2 separate regions of the Homo sapiens genome follow, and region 2 is linked to region 1. A link is an interaction called in ENCODE POLR2A ChIA-PET data of the cell type or tissue named here. Cell type or tissue: B cell. All regions are shown on one strand. Each heading gives the region's core, and the rest is flanking DNA. Links, peaks and the distances in the headings are about the cores only.

Region 1 (5,102 bases), core at 623-4,622:
GCAGAAACCATTTGACTAATCTCAAATCAGTCCTACCACTGAAGTTCTTGAGATGATAATGAAGGATGAATTTACATCTCCCATCCTGTACTTCATAGTCAAGGTTCTTAAGCCTCCTTTAAAAGTAATGCCTGCAGTATGGCTTGCTCCATTTGCATTACCTCCCAGTTGTCTAACATAATTACGATGGCATTAAGTCACTGCCCAATTACATGCAACTCATTCATTAGAAAGATGACTCAGGGTTTTCATTTTTAAAGTACATTTAAATGTATTAAATTACTCTCTTGACTGAAAAATTATAGGTACGCTTCAGCCTAGTTTTATTTCCCACACACTTAGATGCAGCTACAACTGCTTTAAATGTGCAGAAAACTTTTTGTTATATGGTTGAAGTAATCAATCACTCTAAGGTAAAAACTTATTTTCTAAATTAAGTTGAAGTACTATTGAAATTCTATGAACTGATGGGAGACTCCCGCATTCACTGGATGCTGTAACAAATTACCACATACTTGGTGCTTAAAACCACAGAAACCTATTCTCTCATAGTTCTGGAAGCCAGAAGTTCAAAATCAAGGTGTCAGTAGGGCCATGCACTCCAGAGGCTCTAAAATCTGTTCCTTGCCTCTTCCAGCTTCTAGCAGCTGCAGGCATTCCATGGCCTGTAGCCATCTCATGCCAATCTCTACCTACGCTGTCGCACTGCCTCCTCTTTCTTTTGTTTGTCAAATCTCTCTCTGCCTCTGTCTTGTAAGGATACTTGTGATGACATTTTTGATCCATCAAGATAATCTAGAATTATCTCACCTCAAGATCCTAAACTTAAGAATATCTGCAAGGACCCTTCTTCCATGTAAGGTTTGCATTCACAGCTTCTAAAGATTTGATGTGGATGTGTTTTAGAGACCATTTTTCAGCCTGCCATCCCCACGTGAATAAGGTGATCATATTTCCTATTATAAAAACTGGAACAAGCCAGTATCATCAATACTCTAATAGGATGCCCTGTGAAGAACACCATTATCACCTATGCAACATTCCTGCAAAAATGTACAGCATGAATCAAATCATCAGGAAACAATGAGACAAACCCTGAGACATATTCTTCCAAAATGTTAATATCATAAAATTAGAAACTTTCCAGATTAAAGGAAGCTAAAAAGAGGCATAATAACAAAACGCAATGCGTGATCTAGGATTGCTTCCCAGATTGTAGGAAGCTTTTTGTTCTATAATATAAAAGGCCATTTGTTGGGACAATTGGCAAAATTTAAATATGGATTGCGTATTCAATTAAAGCATTGTATCAACATTCAATTTCCTGAATTTGATCATTGTGTTATGGTTATAGAATTAATAAAGGACACAGATATAGCAAATATTGCAAAATATTAATAACTGATGAATTGGCCAGGTGCGGTGGCTCACACCTGTAATCCCAGCACTTTGGGAGACTAAGCAAGGCGGACAACCTGAGGTCAGGAGTTCGAGACCAGCCTGACCAACATGGTGAAACCCCGTCTCTACTAAAAATACAAAAATTAACCTGGGCGTGGTGGCACGTGCCTGTAATCCCAGCTACTCAGGAGGCTGAGACAGGAGAACTGCTTGAACCCAGGAGGCAGAGGTCACGGTGATCATGCCACTGTACCCCAGCCTGGGCAACAGAGCGAGACTCCGTCTCAAAAAAAAAAAAAAAAAAGATGAATCTAGGTAGAGCATAAATAGCTATTCATTGAACCAGTCTTGAAACTTTGCTGCTGATTTAAATTTTTTCAGAATAAAAACTTTTAAAAACTGATTTTCCCCAAATGAAGCAAGCCTCTTTTACATTAGCTAACTGTCCTCCTGTCAAAAAATTACACTTTGCCCAATAATTTAAAATAAAAAAGAATCCAATGATAGTGTAAAGCTCCCTCATGCTTTGGCCATTCCCTGTGAAGGAGCAGCTGAGCAGGATATTTTCCTGTTTGACCACAGTCAACGAAGACAGCACAAGCAAGAAATCCCACATTCTAACACATATACACACATATACAGGGAAAAAAGAATCATTTCAGCAGGACACGGTGGCTCACGCCTGTAATCTCACCACTTTGGGAGGCCGAGGCGGGCAGATCACGAGGTCAGGAGATCGAGACCATCCTGACTTAACATGGTGAAACCCCATCTCTACTAAAAATACAAAAAATTAGCCAGGTGTAGCGGCATGCGCCTGAAGTCCCAGCTACTCGGGAGGCTGAGGCAGGAGAATCGCTTGAACCCAGCAGGCGGAGGTTGCAGTGAGCCGAGATCACGCCACCACACTCCAGCCTGGGCAACAGAGCTAGACTCTGTCTCAAAATAAAAAAAAAGGAATCATTTCTTGTCAAAAAGGAAAAAATGAAACAAAAAAAAAAGATTCAAAGAGGGAACTGAAATTTGACCCTCTTGAGAACCACACAGAAGGAAAAACAAAGGGTATTATTAAATCAGAATACTTGGAAATTACATCCTCATATTGTCTTTCCGAAACCAGACTGAGGCACATGAAACAGACGGCATGTAAAGGAAACCACATTTTAACCACAGAGACTCACTGAGAAATATTAAATATAATAGAAGCTATTATTATTTCAAATTTTAAAACTTAAAGAACAGATTGGATACTATCTTAAAACAGCAACAAACAAATTAGTGAGGTAATAGCTGGAACTCTTTCCATAATAAGCATAATCCATGAAAATTATACTTTGGGGTTGGCAAATAATGATCAATGAAAAGGGAGATAGTTTCTTCCTCTTCTGTCCTTTACTAGCAAATTTCATTATGTACAAGCAAGAATTATAAGGTAAGAATGAAACCTCAAAGAAAGGCAACAAAACTGAAACTTCAAATAAAGCAAAATGTAGAATAAGTATGTTTTGAAAGAAAACAAAAATTACTTCCCCTAACATTATTAAACACTTACCTTCTGGGACATGAAAAACTTCAGCTATTGAACCTAAAATGGTTAAAGCTGAAAATCTAGTCGAGTAGGAAGATCCAGGAAACAATGCTTCAAAAAGACTGTTACAAATGGATGACATGAAATTCTTAAAAAAAAAAAAAAAATTACAGTAAGTATAATTACGTCACAATAGGTTATATTCAGAGTATTAAACACCCTTTAAGAGTGGGTGTTTTTGTTTTCAATTTAAAAATAAAACATTTCAAAAAATGATACTGGTTGTTCACTTTGCTTAATAATTCAGGTTAGCACCCTTGACCATAAGCTATATTATGACTTTAATAAACCCTATATTTGCAGAGTCAACAAGAAGTACAATTTCTATTGTAGCCCAGACAGATACGTACACTTTTTTTTTTTTTTTAAGACAGAGTCTCGCTGGGTTCAACAGCCCTAGTCTTAACTGACTCTACCAAAGATCCCTGCATTCATTTCTCAGGTGAAGGACATGCAACCCTGGGGAATTATCCTTTAGGTCCCACAAGCCCTAAGAGTTTATTAGGTTATTAATTCTATTCGGTTTCAAAGAAATAGGGCCATTACTGAAAAATATCCTAGTTAAGCTACTTTTAATTATAAGTAAAACAGGATTCACATTAAAACACAACAAGGGCCAGGCGTGGTGGCTCATGCCTGTAATCCCAGCACTTTGGGAGGCCGAGGTGGGCAGATCACCTGAGGTCAGAAGTTCGAGACCAGCATGTCCAACATGAAACCCTGTCTCTACTAAAAATACAAAAATTAGCCAGGTGTGGTGGCAGAGGCCTGTAGTCCCAGCTACTCGGGAGGCTGAGGCAGGAGAATTGCTTGAACCCAGGAGGCAGAGGTTGCAGTGAGCCAAGATCACGCCACTGCAGTCTGGCCTGGGCGAAAGAGCGAAACTCCCTCTGAAAAAAAACAAGATCATCCACTAAGAAGTATCATTCAAACCGTATTGTCATTTATATGGTTTAATATAGTTCTTGTTTCCTGCAATCAGACTGTAGCCACAATATATGCAGGGACCACATTTCTATGGTTGGATCCCTAGTGCTGAGCACACTATCCTACATACATAGTAATGCTCAGTATATGCTCTAATCACTTTTAATGGTTCCCAGTGAAGCTTCCAAATCCGTTGGCCTATCACTGAAAGCTATCCATTTTCAACTTGATTCTTTGGATTCACTTCCCATTACTCAAGTCCTCCATTCCCCAAGGTATTTTATGTCATTCACATCAGTGAATTCACCATTCCCTGAGTTCTCCCTGTACTTTCTTATCTCCAAGCCTTCATTAAGCTACTACTGGGGGTGGGGGGGAGAAAATACTGAGATTTTGGAGTCAAGAGCAGGTCTGGATTGGAGTTCTGACTCTACCACTTACTAGCTGAGGAACCTTACACAGGTTATTGAACTTCACTGAGCTTCAGCTTTCTCACTTGTTAAGTGGGGATAAGAATGTTATCTCACAGCCTTTTTATTAAAGGTTAAATGAGAACATGGACATCTAATATTTTATAAATTTAAAAGTACTCTAGTTACTAATATCAGTTATTTAGGTATAAAATAATCTCCACTAGCCTAGAAGATGTCTTTTTCAACTAATAGCCTCCTCTTCTCCCCCAGCACTTAGTCTATTGATTGTGAGCCTACCACACCCTGTGCATGGCACCCACTCTTATGATGGTGTGACGATTATAACAATATAGTGCCAAGGTCACAACCTCTAAAAGCCACAGGTGTACCAGTAGGGAAAAAGTACCACAACCATGAGACTGACTCAGATTAAGACTCAAAGGACTAGTTTTCAAAACATGCATACCTATAACACAGACCAAGAAACCATGCATACATGAAAATTCACAATCTCAATCCAAAAAACAGCTTTTGTGTTTCCAAGTACCTGAGTTTTCACAAATGTCATTTTACCCCTTGCAAAAAGAAAGCAAACGAGATATGCATTGTTAAATCTACCAATGATCTAAGAGAAACTACAAAATAACTAGGCTGGGCATAATATCCACAATGATCCATAATAATGTTTAGAATAGGTAGTATGTCATGCCTGTAATCCCAGCACTTTGGGAGGTGGAGTGGGGGGAATCATTTGAGGCCAGGATTTTGAAACC
Region 2 (4,727 bases), core at 577-4,576, 240 kb before region 1:
TAAATCAAAATGCAAAATGGTGATGAACTGTAGAATATATATATTTAAACAAGTCATTTCCCCCACTGTAACATGGAGAGTTTAGCTGTGCATGCAGGGCCAGCTGGCAGAAGCTTGTAGGGCCTGGCTGGCTACCAGGACTGCTCGTTTACCTTGCCCTCCCTGGGGGAGGTGTGACGGCAGAGTTGCATTTTTATGGTATGCCCCAACATCCATCCTGCCTTTCTTGGTCTGGAGCTTTGTGAGTGTTTATACTCACAGCCATATGTAGATGCTGCCCCACAGCCCTCCTACTTGGATTTTCCTTTTAAAGTGAAGCCATCCTCCATGCCCTGCTCTGGTGGTGGACCAACTTATACGGAATTCTTACTGAGCTACCATGCACAAAGTGAGAGACCGTGAGCTGTTAGTCTGTCCAGAAAGTGACTGAAGGTCCAGCTATGCATTGCAGAGCACAGTGGGCTTTCCCTGGAAGAGCAGGTTTGGATCCTGGGGAATGTAATCTGTGAAAGCAGAGGGCCTTACCCACTCCTACCAGGGTTCTGGGTAGGCATTCAGCAAGGCCCCAGCAGTCTGCAAAAGGTACTGGGGTCCTCTTTTTAGGTTAGGGCCAAAGCCACAGCCTCCTCTGTTTCCCTTAGGATTGCTGCTGCTGGAGGAAGCCCACAGCTTCAATGCCATGCCTTTGCCTTTCCCTCCTAATATTAATCACCTGCCTTTCCAGAGAGCCCCCAGGGAGCCTCCAGAATCCTCATATTTTTCCATCTTTCTATTAGGCATCTTGTTCTCATTACTGTACTAACACTCAAGCTATGTGCGGAGAATGATGAAAAAGAGACCTTGGTGTGGGGCTTGGGATTTGTTCAAAGCCTGGGGAAACTGTTTTAGAGGGTGTATGTTTTTTATTCCTTTTACGAGAGATGCGTGTTTCCCTCCCTCTGTGACTTGTTTAAAAGTAAAGTTTAATATGCTGCCAGAGTAATTGCTGGTTAATAACTTAATAAACTATGTGCTAGGAATTATGGGAGAAAAGTAGTATCCAAGAAAACTTTTATTGTACAGTTTGGGGCTTGGAAGATATATAGCTTCAAATCTTATATAGAATGTTAACACAAGTCCCCTTTCTTTTCAAACCTTACTTTCTCCCTAAAAGCATAAAAAAGGATAAATAGGTGAGGTGGATGAAATCTTCTGGATGCTGCCTGAGCTATGTAAATCACAAGGGGAGAATTTCTAACAGCACCGTCAATAGGACCGTGGTCATGTGAATTTGGCAAGGCACACACTTGGAAATTAGCCCTGGTAAAAATAGTACGAATGATAATAACAATATCAACATCTTATTATATTAAAAGTTTTCTCTTTAAAAAGTATTCTTATTTTATCTTTATAAAATTCTTAAGAAGGAAGAAAAATAGAAATTATCATTCCCATTTTTATAAATCAACAAAGTAGCTCAAGTGACCTAGCCAAGACAAGGGCAGAAACCAAGAATAGAATCAAGGTTTTCTAGAAAACAAATTGTATCTATGTGTCCCAAACACAATCAGGTGAAAAGTGAGACATTGGGCCAAGCAATTAGAAACCACGTAGACTGGTGTTATATCCTGGTAGCCAGTCTGGTGAAAAGCAAGGCTCCAAGTGCAGCTGTTTCTGTGAGGACCAGCATAAAGGCACATTTTCAACGTGGCGATTATGTTGATAGAGACTTCGTTATTTGACAATAGATAGTTCCCGTATCTTCTTAGCACTTTTATGTTTACACTTCCATTACTCACTATGCCCTCCCCTGGTCTCCTCTATTTCACACCTTCATTTTAGAGCTTCCCACTTTACAGATGAAAACTCAGGCCTAAGGAAATTACAGGCCACACCTTGCTGGGCAGTAGTCCAGCAGAGGCCAGACCACTGACTTGCTAACCTTGAGTATTCTCTGCCTCTCCTCAATGGCACTGCACTGTGTTTTCTGGCTAGAGGCTTTCCATTCACCAAGTGCCTCTAGATGTGACTCTCCTTGTGGTTACCCAGGAACGCAGAGCCTGCGGACTGGTGAGGACCCGTCTGGCTTGGGGAGTCCTAGAGTGAGCCCCTGAGCTTGCGTGGGAAGGTGTTATTCCCAGAGGCACCCAGGCCAGTCTAATTGCTGAGGAAGCCTGATCATCACTGGCAGCTGAGGGGAAGGAAAGGCTAGTGAGACTTAGGAGGGCCTCTCTCCAAGATGCTCCCTTGGCCCATTCATGTAAGACCAGCTCATGCTGCCCACAGCCCTTGTGGAGGTGGCCGAAACCCCAGCCACACGGGACAAATGTATCAGGGCTGAGCAGCTTAATATGAGGGCAGATGTGCTCCTGCCAGGCCAGCGCACTGCCGTAAAGCCTGCGTCAGTTACGGACTTCAGTTAAAGGTGCTGTCTCTACCAGGTCACTACTGGAAAACAGCTGTGTGACCCGGGAGAACAAACTTATTTACATATTAAAATTTAGGGACAGCCAGCCAGCTGAGAGTGAGGAAAAGGGATATAGAATAGTTAAGTTTTGATGGCAAGAAGGTCTGGAGCATGAAGCCCTATCCATGGAAGGCAGCTCCTAAGAGAGGGCCCTTGGCAGCCCAAGGACATGGAGTTGTAGAATTTTCCACAAGGATGATCAGGCCTCGGGAGAGGAAGAAAGCAGGTCAAGAGGCAAAAAACAAACTTGCTATTTACATCCCTAATTTGAGCCATCTTCTGAGACAGCCATATCTTTCAAGTAGGAAGAAGTCGCCTGCCCCCGTGTCTATTACCTCTTCTACAAATATCAGCTTAGATTAGATCACTGTTTTGAAATAGGGAGTTAGGGTGCTTCTCTTAGTCCCTTCTGGGGCTACCAACAGGAAGGAAGCCATGCAGGTGGGTCTCCGGGCCCCCACCCCAGTTTAGACCATATTGAAACCATCTCTACTATTTTCAATATCTTGAATTTCCACATAAGCTTGTTTGAAGAATGAATTCCACTGGATTAGACGATCTCTAAATTCCCTTTACTGTTATAAATTCTGTGGTTCTATGGTACTCTTAGCAACATTGGAAAGACAAAACCTATGTGGTCTCAAGTGCATACAGATATCTCTATTCCTATTACTAGCTGCCCAGGCAGGCAACAGGGGCTTCCAGGTGACAAGGACTGCTAATAGAGAGATTTCTGTTAATCCTTAAGAGAGACTAGAAACTCTGATGACCACTAAGCGAGGTTGGAAAGATGTAAAGCATTTAGTGCATTTCATGTGCATATAGACAGCAGCCTACTTACCAGTGTCAGCCAGAGCTCACTAACTTCCTCTTAACTCCTGGATCCAGTCCATATTCCTCTGGCTGACATCTGAGGGTTTCCACAACTGGTCTCTTATCAAATCTTGCACTGCTCTCTAAAGCACAGCAGCTTTCCCTCAGCTTGATCTCCTCACTGGCCCATGATACATCACATGCACTCCCTCCAGTATCCCACTGCACATTTGGTCCACCATCTTGATATGCTCTTTTCCTACCACTTTTTGGTGTTTCCAAATCACACTCTGCTCTACCGCCCATCTCAAATATCTAACTCCTCTGATAAGGCCTTCCTTGACTATCTTAGTCCACATTCTTTTCTGAACTCTTGTACTTACTGTATGTACTTCTATGTATTTCACTGTCTAAATTTTCATTTAGATTCAACCATAACTGAACTCTGACAACAAAGACTCCATTATATATATCTAATACACACACACACACACACACACACACACATTAGGTTCCCACAATGCTGGGCGCTGTACTAAGATACCTTTTGTGTACTTGGGCAATGAGACCTTCACAATTTACTTGGCAACAAAGGTACTATACAAGTGTAACTTTACTCAGTCTCCAATCTGAGACAATTAATCTTATTATTATTATTTTTTTGAGACAGAATCTTGCTCTGTCACCCAGGCCGGAGTGCAGTGGCACGATCTTGGCTCACTGCAACCTCCAACTCCCAGGTTCAAACAATTCTTGTGCCTCAGCCTCCCAAGAAGCTGGGATTACAGGCCCATGCCACCATGCTAAAAAATTAACCTTATCTAATAATTAAACTCACCTATCCTTTAAAGACTTCTCCCTCTTCCTGAAGACTTCCTTGACACCCCTACCCTGACAAGCTGGCATTTATTTCTCCCTTCTCTGCTTCTGCAACACACTTTGACTAATTCTAGCATTGACACAATCTTGTTTATAGTTATTTAAATCCATACTTGTCTTACTTGTGGGGTTTCTGAAACAGAGACAATTATCGTTCATTCATATATTTCCCACTGTGCCTAAACCATTGTCTTGTAATATTTGTGACTCTGAATTGGCTTTAATTGACTGAGAATGGCTCAATGAAGGTAACAAAGGTGTTAATTTATCCAAAAGATGGAAGATGTTACATGCTAAAGGAAAAAACATAACCCACTACATTAGGGCTTTACATAATATTATGAGAATGTGCTGAAGACACTTAAAGCCTGCACTCCCTTGCAAGCTGAGCAATGACAACATTGTCCAAATCTTCCAACAGCAACACCCCAGTAAGCCAACAGCTACAAGTGGAACAAGACAGAGATTTCTGAGCCCTCTATTGAACTAACTGCCATCTCCAGGTTAGGTTTGCAGATTTCTATATTTAAAAAGTAGAAAGCATCAGCAGTTGGGGGTTGAATTCTTGGTGTGTGTGCAGTTGCGTAAA

What was found. Peaks named below come from ENCODE experiments on the same cell type or tissue, not always from the same donor. Only the 100,000 strongest peaks of a DNase experiment are listed, where the experiment ranks them.
Region 2: POLR2A ChIA-PET joins it to region 1 with 5 read pairs; 3 of 35 experiments call an interaction of 5 or more read pairs at or near these places.

What each region holds. Positions count from the first base shown.
Region 1 is chr2:43,563,745-43,568,846 of GRCh38, forward strand. It overlaps THADA (THADA armadillo repeat containing), which reads right to left. Exons shown (of 38, transcript NM_022065.5): 15 at 2,954-3,077. Among named protein-coding and RNA genes, the nearest start is that of THADA, 30 kb to the right of the region's middle. In B cell, for the core only: no CTCF peak of the experiment used is centred there; a DNase peak (open chromatin) is centred at 2,597; H3K27ac peaks cover 401 bases.
Region 2 is chr2:43,328,182-43,332,908 of GRCh38, forward strand. The region is part of intron 30 of THADA (THADA armadillo repeat containing); the gene reads right to left. Among named protein-coding and RNA genes, the nearest start is that of LINC01126, 100 kb to the left of the region's middle. In B cell, for the core only: no CTCF peak of the experiment used is centred there; no DNase peak of the experiment used is centred there.